2 separate regions of the Homo sapiens genome follow, and region 2 is linked to region 1. A link is a contact called in ENCODE Hi-C data. All regions are on one chromosome and are shown on one strand. Each heading gives the region's core, a stretch centred on a gene start or an enhancer-like site at or near the end of the contact. The rest is flanking DNA. Distances are from core to core; before and after follow the strand shown. Region 1 has its middle 41 kb from the start of LINC01767. Region 2 holds the start of LINC01767 (long intergenic non-protein coding RNA 1767).

The links. A loop is a pair of places that touch in the nucleus more often than their neighbours do.
Region 2: a map of PC-3 shows a loop between it and region 1 (11-fold over the local background). The contact joins the promoter of LINC01767 here to the enhancer-like site in region 1. A Hi-C loop is called at or near these places in 4 of 168 maps with a recorded cell type or tissue (PC-3, cardiac septum, gastrocnemius medialis and 1 more).

Annotation. Positions count from the first base shown.
Region 1 is chr1:56,372,410-56,376,511 of GRCh38, forward strand. No RefSeq gene overlaps it. Among named protein-coding and RNA genes, the nearest start is that of LINC01767, 41 kb to the right of the region's middle. Within about 2 kb of position 2,047, at least 8 of the 41 ENCODE cell types and tissues checked have a DNase peak (open chromatin) inside an H3K27ac peak, as active enhancers do; they include PC-3, gastrocnemius medialis and heart left ventricle, where a contact is called at or near this core.
Region 2 is chr1:56,413,063-56,417,200 of GRCh38, forward strand. It overlaps LINC01767 (long intergenic non-protein coding RNA 1767), which reads left to right and starts at 1,901. Exons shown (of 4, transcript NR_147163.1): 1 at 1,901-2,088; 2 at 2,186-2,280; 3 at 2,471-2,547; 4 at 2,720-2,904. The region is part of intron 1 of LOC124904185 (a long non-coding RNA gene); the gene reads right to left.

The DNA.
Region 1 (4,102 bases), core at 797-3,296:
CTGCTACTATGTATTGCCAGTTGCTCCCCAAACTGTTTTACCAATTTATAGTCCCACCAGCATGGTATGATAGTTCTCATGTCTCCTTATCCTCCTCAACATTGGGTATCTCAGACTGTTATTTTTGCCTATCCGACAATGGGAAATAGTGTCTTACTGTTCTCATTTGAATTTCCCCAACAGCTCATAATGTCAAACATCTTTTTATATGATTATTGGCCATTCCAGTTGCCTGTTCATAATCTGTAGATTTTTCCATTGTTTGTCTTTTTCTTATTGACTTGTATGAATTATTTATATATCCTGGGTAATAATCTTTTAAAACTTGAATGTATTGTAAATATTGGGACAAGCTTTGTAAACTTCAAAGCAGCACCAAAAAAATGGTTTTTATTAGTGTTCATTTTACTCTTACATATGTCTTATCACCTAAACCAGAGCCTCCAGAGGACAGAGAATGTGGCTTCCTTATGTTTATTTATCCAGAATGAGTGTTAATAGGAAGCAGCCTGGAATTATGGGGGAAAATTAGGGCTTTAAAAATAGAAATGGAGTTAATACTGCCTCTGCCACTGAGTAGCTATGTAAGCTTGTTCAAACCACTTAATCTATTTCCTTTGTTCTAAAATGGGAAGAATATCTCACAAGGTTGTGAAGAATAGCATAAGATAATGCATGTAAAAGTGCTTGGTGTGGGGGCATAGCATATACTAGATTCTCAATAGATATTAGAATAGAAATATTGATAAATATTTGTTGGTGGTGAACTTAATTCTTCAATAACTGGATAATAATAGCTTTATTGACCATTTCTTATTTCTAGACACTATTCTACACAAACAGCTCCCTCTACTATATTTTTATCTTTTTTTTTTTCTGTTTTGAGATGGAGTTTTGCTCTTGTTGCCCAGGCTGGAGTGCAGTGGTGTGATCTTGGCTCACTGCAACCTCCGTCCCCTGGGTTCAAGAGATTCTCCTGCCTCAGCCTCCCGAGTAGCTGGGATTACAAGTGCCCACGAACACACCCGGCTAATTTGTATTTCTAGTAGAGATGGGATTTCACCATGTTGGTCAGGCTGGTCTCGAACTCTAGACCTCGGGTGATCCACCCGCCTCGGCCTCCCAAAGTGCTGGGATTACAGGCGTGAGCCACCGCGCCTGGCCATCTTTTTTTTCACAGATAAAGAATCTGAGACTAAGAAAGATTAAGTAATTTAGACAGTTATACAGCTTGTAAATGGTGGCTTTAATCTACAAAGACTGATTTATCTTAGTCTTGTCACAAAAATGTATTCATCCATCCAACAATATTTGTTGAATGTCTACTATGTTCCAGGTACTCCACTAGGCACTCGGCTGCATTGGTGAACAAGATGAACAGACTTCCTACCCTCAAAGAGCTTATATTTTAGTAAAGGACCAAAACAGCAACCAAATAGGCAAATAAATTGTGATATATTATGAACAAATGCACAACTAAGATAGAATATGGCAAAGAGCTTGGAGATTCTTTCAGGGAAGTGATCAAGAAAGCATTTGCCAAGGAATGACACTGAAGCCAAAATAAAACAGATGAGAAATAGCAAGCTGACCATTTGAAGAACATTTCAAGCAGAAGCAACAATATGCAAGTTCAGTTCCAGTCCATAATATGAACTAGACAGAAACTATTTCGATATTCCATATCTCCCACTTGCGAGTCCTGCTCACTCTTTTTAGCCATGGCAAGGAAGAAAATACTGTGAGCCCGAAGCAGCTGGTAAAACCATCATTCTACCCTGAGCCCGGATCACCCCCAGCTGGGCAGCGGCCATCTGGACATCCTCCAGCTGCAGCCACTCTTCTCCTACCAACTTCCCTTCCACGGCACTGTTCCATCTCCCAGGCCAAGCCTGTGAACTTGGCCAGATAGGTTTGGCTTTGTTTCTCAGGTAAAAACTTTTCACCCCAGCATTCCCCACACCGTCAATAATGGTGCACATTTGCAGATTGGTCTGTACGTGCATAAGCTGAGACCCTAGAGGATTGATTCAAGTCTGGGAGGGTGCCAGGTTTTCATTAAACCCCTTATAAACCAGCACTGCAGTTCTACAGGGCCACATCTGCCGAGGAAGCCATCTGTGATTCGTATCTTCGTGCTCCAACAAAACGCCAGCAGTGTGAAAAACTCTCCCCTCTGCTCTGCAGTGAACTGGAAAAGTAACATTAGTAATCACTTTTGCAGGCTCCATAATGACATAATGGGCATTGGCTTAAGTCTTAAACCACAGCCAATAGCCCCTGCCAACAATCTGGGTGGATCCAAGCTGTCCTAAAAATATAGGTCATCACTCATGCCCTTCTCGACCTAAGAGAATAAAGATAAAGAATTTGCACTTTGAGATACAGGGAGAAAAAGTAACTAATGTTTAATGAGTGTCTGCCAAGCATCAAGCACTTTGCAATGATGACAACCTTAAAAAGCATGCATGATTGTACTCATTTTACAGAGGAGGGGCCTAAGGTCAGAGATACTAGATGGCTTACCCAAAGCCACACAGATCAGTGGCATGGCAGAAGGTCGAACTCAAGCCTCACAATCCCCAAAGCCTGTGAGCTTTCCACCCCAGAAGGAGAACCTTGAGGATGGCATGCAAACTAAGTGTTTGGATTTTTCTACAAAAGTAATTCAAGACTGCATTAAAAATTAAGCACAGGACAGATAGAACATCTTTCACCTGTAGTAGCCTAGATCTGGGTAAAACCACTAAGTAATAGAACTGCACATGGGTTATTTAAATCCATAATACTCACTTTGAGTTAGATGAACAGAAAGGAGCTTGCCTTCTCTGCTTAATTCTTGCTTCCTCCTCCCCCAACCCCAGCCCATCCTGTCAAAAAAAAAAAAAAAGAAAGAAAGAAAAAGAAAAAGAAAAGATACTGCCTGCTCCTAATGTCTGAGCCCACATCCAAAAATAGAACCATCCAGCCGGTGTTCATTTCATTAAGAGTACCTTCCAATAGGGTGCTTGCTTGCATTTTCTGCTAAAGACCTTTGGAGGTCCCAAGCAGTCTTAAAGCGAAAAGTCCTTTTTCTTCTGAAGATGCAGGATCTCTCTGGGGCTATCCAGGACAAAAGGACGGACTCCTTAAACAAAGAGGAAACAACTGCTCCCCTCAGGAGACTGCAGACTCAGAAGCAGGGAGAAGAAGAAAAAAAAAAAAAAAGCCTGGGCTTTAGGACCAAGCAGGCTGCGGTTTGAATCTTGGCTTTCCTGCCAAATCATTGTATGAACTCAGACAAATATTTACCTTTCTGAGCATCCTTATGTGGAAGAATGAATCTAATGATACCTACCATACGGGGTTACTAGGAGGAACTGAGAAGACAATACATCAAGACACAGGCACATGGTGGGTTTCAATAGAAGTTAATTTGCTTTCCTTACCTTTTACATTTATCTTCTGTTTGGCTAAAGCTTCAAAGAAAGATTCAAAAAATGTTGAAAGGGTTGATAGTTTTCTTTTGGAAGGATAGTTTTTGATATTTCAGATTCTGTTGGATTGTCTAAAAGATTAACTCTCAGCAGCTTTTCCTCTTTCCTCATATAAACACCTAGAAATAATTTCCTGATCCATGTCCCATTGATGCCAAAGAGCAACAGGACAAAGAGAATCAAATCATGTTTAAATCACTTAGTGGAACCCCTCTTTCGTAGATTGCCAGGTTAGCCAAAGTTTTAGTTTAAAAAAAAAAAAGTTGGGGGAAGTTGGGAAAGAAAAAGCACTGACAATGAAGGAACCCTGCTGCTCTGGGAGAATTTTAGACTTGACAAAGATTTATACAATTTAATCATCATGTCCATATTCATATGGTAACCTTTGCTGAAAGAACCTGGTTGGAATTCTGGCTGTATCACTTGAGCAAATTGCTCAATGTCTCTGAACTTCAGTTTCCTCAGCTCTGAAGTGGAGACTAGAGATGATAATCACTACCTTGCAGGATGATTAGGGGATTACTAATTATATCCATACAGCTACTAGGCTCAGTGCCTAGTAGAGAGCAGGTGCTTAATAAATGGCTGTTTTATTACTCACAAAACACTCTTTTGATATCCACAAC
Region 2 (4,138 bases), core at 651-3,150, 41 kb after region 1:
GGCATGCACCTGTAGTTCCAGTTACTCAGGAGGCTGAGGCACGAGAATTGCTTGAACCTGGGAGGCAGAGGCTGCAGTGAGCTGAAACTGCACCATGCACTCCAGCCTGGGCAACAGAGGGAGACTCTGTCTCTAAATTAATTAATTAATTTAATTAATAAAATAAAATAAATGTTGATGAGGAAGTAGGAATCCAGGGAGACTTCCTAGTGATAATGACACCTGACCTCAAAATCCCAGAGAGGATGGTGGCTGGGGTTTTCACAGAAGGAGATGGATGCTGATGGTCATTCCAAAGATATCAATCAACAACTTTCTTCAGTCTTTTATCTTCAGTGCATTTATCACTCCATTTAAATTTTCCAGAATTGGTAAAACTTCTATGGGTCTTAATTTAAATATGATAAGCAATAACTTGTTACATTTGACTTAGGAAAACTGCATGATCCAGTGGTGACAAACCACAGGTCTGGGGATAGGCAGACCTGGGGTTGAGTTCTGCCACTACCACTTGCCAGCTGTGGGCACATCACTCACCCTGTCAGGTCCATGCCCACCTCACAGGGATGTTACTAGAAATAACATGAGGCAATTGAAGCATCTGGCACCTAATAACATTCTGTTCTTCCCCTAGGATCCTGTGACCACATCACAAACATCCCCCAGTTCCACGGGTGACTGTTTATCGTAACCCCACAGCCTTCCTTCAACCCAGCTGCTACCATCTCTCACCTGTACTATGTGATAGCCTCTGGACTTTTGTCCCCACTTCCTGCCTCATTCCGCTTTGGTCTGTTTTTCACAAAGCAGCCAAAAATGCTTGAAAATGCGTGGTGCTCATGCCTTTCCTCTGCTTCACACCCTCCCACGATTCTCCCTTGACCTCTGATAAAGTCGAAACTTTAGAACAGCTTTCATGGCCTTAATTGTTCAGCCCCTGCTCCCCTTTCAGCCTGGTCTGCCTCCCGCTACCCCATTCCACTCCATGCTCATGTTTGTCCACAGACTTCTGCCTGGAACACCATCCCTGCTGCACACCTCTTCTGCATGCTAATGCCTCTCCCTTCTCAGTGCTTCCTGGAGGAAGCCCTATGCTTTGATGCTTCTTCCAGGAAGCAACCCATGATTTCTGACCACCACAACCACGCCAAGCAACACTGGATTCAGTGCTCCCTCTCTGTCCTTCCTACCTTCTGTTTTTTCCCCATTTATCACAGTCTGTTACAATCTACTTCTCCGTATCCATCACTAGATAGTCATTTCTTAGGAATAGCTTTTGAAGCTTTTATCCCATATCTGACCTATTTTGAATGAATGAATAATCTCACAATGAATGAATGGCAGGGATGAGATTAAAACTCAGGTCAATCTGATCCCCAAACGTATGGGTTCCCATCATCCCAGTTGAAACCTAACTAAAAACTGAAGTAGTGCCATCCCCCCTCCACTGCCCCATACCCCCAATGGGTCTGCTCCCACCAGCCCCCCACCCTGCCCCCCACCACACACACACACACACACACACACACATCCCTAGCTTAGGGTCCCTCTATTTGGCATGGACTCATTTTCTGCCAGGAATGCATATCTTCCTTGCAGGCTGAGGCACTATATGGACTGTACTAAAAACACTCAACCCACTGATTCTGGTGAAATTATTTTGGAGTGACAGGGATAGGCAGGGGCTTTCCTGGGCTCAGGACTCTAGCTGGGGAGTGGCAAAAGCCACAGTGCAACTCAACTCAGGAGAAAATAAATGCCTGGAAATTTGAGCCAGCTGTTTTTTTCTTACTCACCAAAGTGCATTGAGTCAACCCTTAATCTTTTGTCAATATTTGCGGACTGAAAACACGACAAACCACCCCCTGTGCCGCTCAGAGTGTAGACACTGACTGATGGGACCAGGTACAAAATCCCCTGGGACAAAACAGAACTTTCATAACTGGCTGTAGAGTTATTGTTTTTGCCTTTTGGAAGCTTCCACCTTGTGACGGGAAGAGCACTGTCAGCCCAACACAGAAACTCTGCCGCCTGGAGTCACGTGGATCCAGATGCGAAGGGACTCCAACGTCATGCTAAGGAGTTTGGGTAATAACAATGATAAAATGCACTTATTGAGGTAGTGTTTAATGTGTTTAATGTATCTTCTTTACACGTGTTTAATGTATCTTCTTTAATCCTGAAGGCTAAGAATTTGTACAGCCATATTACAGATTTGGAAAATGATGTGAAGAGAAGCTAAGGGATTTGCCACTGCCACTCAGCTGCCAAGGATCAGAGGCAGGATTCTAGTCTGTCCCCTTTGTTCCATCACCCCTGCCTCCCCCTGGGCCCAGCCACCATCACCTCTCCTGGGGGGAGCTCCTAATTGTTCTCCCTTCTTCCTCTTGTGCGCTCCTCCAAACTATCTCCAGCCAAAGTGATCTTTAACAATGTAAATCCAGTTATATCACTCTTTCCATTGTAACAGACATTACTTCTACTTCTCAACGTCCATCCTCCAACCATTGTCCAGTGATTCAGGCAGAATTCCCTCCTGCTCAGGAGGTGAGTCGACCCAGTAGTGCCACTGGCTCTGCAACAGGAATTGGTTAGCAGGGCTTTGCATCTCCTTGGCCACAGACGTTGGGCAGGTGTGGAAAAAGGCCATCAGCTAGATGCTCAAGATTGAATTCTGAGATTGTGGGGGTGATGCTCTTGCTCTCATCCCTGTCTGCAGGTAGCCATCCTGTGACCCTGGAAGAAACCAGCCCAAGGAAGGTGCTAACCTACAGAAGAAGGACATGGCCAGGGTAATCACATAGACCCGGAGTTGAAGCCCTGACTGCACCACACCCGAAGCCTCCCCACCTTTCAACCTCTCGGTGATGGTGAACCAATAAACTCTTTTTATTGTTCAAGCCAGTGTGAGTTAGGTTCGCTATAATTTGCTGCAGAAAGTCTCCTGAGTGATTCAGATGCCTGTTGGTGCTCCTGGAATTGCATCCAGATGCCCTACCTTAGTATTAAAGTCTCACTCAACTCTAAGATCAATGAGTGGGGAGGGTGAGGGCTAGATTTTCATTGACCCTGGTGTTGCCAGCCCCTGCTGGACATCAATCTGGCACAAAGCAGACAATGTTAATTTTTTTTTCCTTGAAGGAGTAAACCCAGGTCTCTCTCCAGTGTCTTATCAGCCTCCCAAAGGCGGGGAATCCCACTGGGGTCCCTGATCACCTTCCAGAGCCACCTCTCTGCAATCAGCTGCATTTTGCTAGAATCGGCCTTGCTGTCCACCTTCCCCATCAGCGTCCTCATGGAGACCACCATGAGGGAGGGGCCAGCGGGTCTGAACTTGAGGCTATGTCTAGCAGTGTGTCTGAGCTCCAGGTACCCAGGAGGGGGCCATGGCCGAGTGATGCCCAGGGCACAGGATGGTGCAAGCAAGATGTAAACAAGATGCAAACAAGATGGTGCAAGGAGATGCAAACAAGATGTTTGCAAGGAGATGTTTGCAACAAGATGTTTGCAAAGAGATGTTTGCAACAAGATGTTTGCAAGGAGATGCAAACGAGATGGTGCAAGGAGAGCCTCCAAAACAGCCTGGAATTCACACAAGTAAATGGGAGGGGCCTCAGAGCCACTGTGATTTGGGCAGCAATAAGTATGACCAGCAGGGTGACCAGTGGACCATGAGAAACATCCACATGTGGGTCCAAAGAACATTGCATTCCTTTGTTTATCTAACCCACATCCTCCTTCGTGTCTTAGGGCCTTTGCACTGCCCTTTCCTTGGACTGATTACCCAGTTACTCTACCTCATGACCAACCTCTGTCTTAATTCTCTGCAGAGTGCTTATCAATGGCTGATTGCATTTGTTTGCTTTTGTTTCTCTGTCCATGACAGCAAGGACCTTGATTGTCTTATTTATCACTACTTCTCTCATATCAAAAATCCCTCCATAGTCCTGGCTCAGCAGCTCTTGCCTATAATCCCAGCACTTTGGGAGGCTGGGAAAGGAGGATTGCTTGAGGCTAGGAGTTTGAGACCAGCAACATAGCAAGACCCCATTAAAATAAAATAAAATAAAAATTAGCCAGGTGAGGTGATGTGTGTCTGTAGTCCCAGCTACTGAGTGGGGCTGGGGTGGGAAAACCA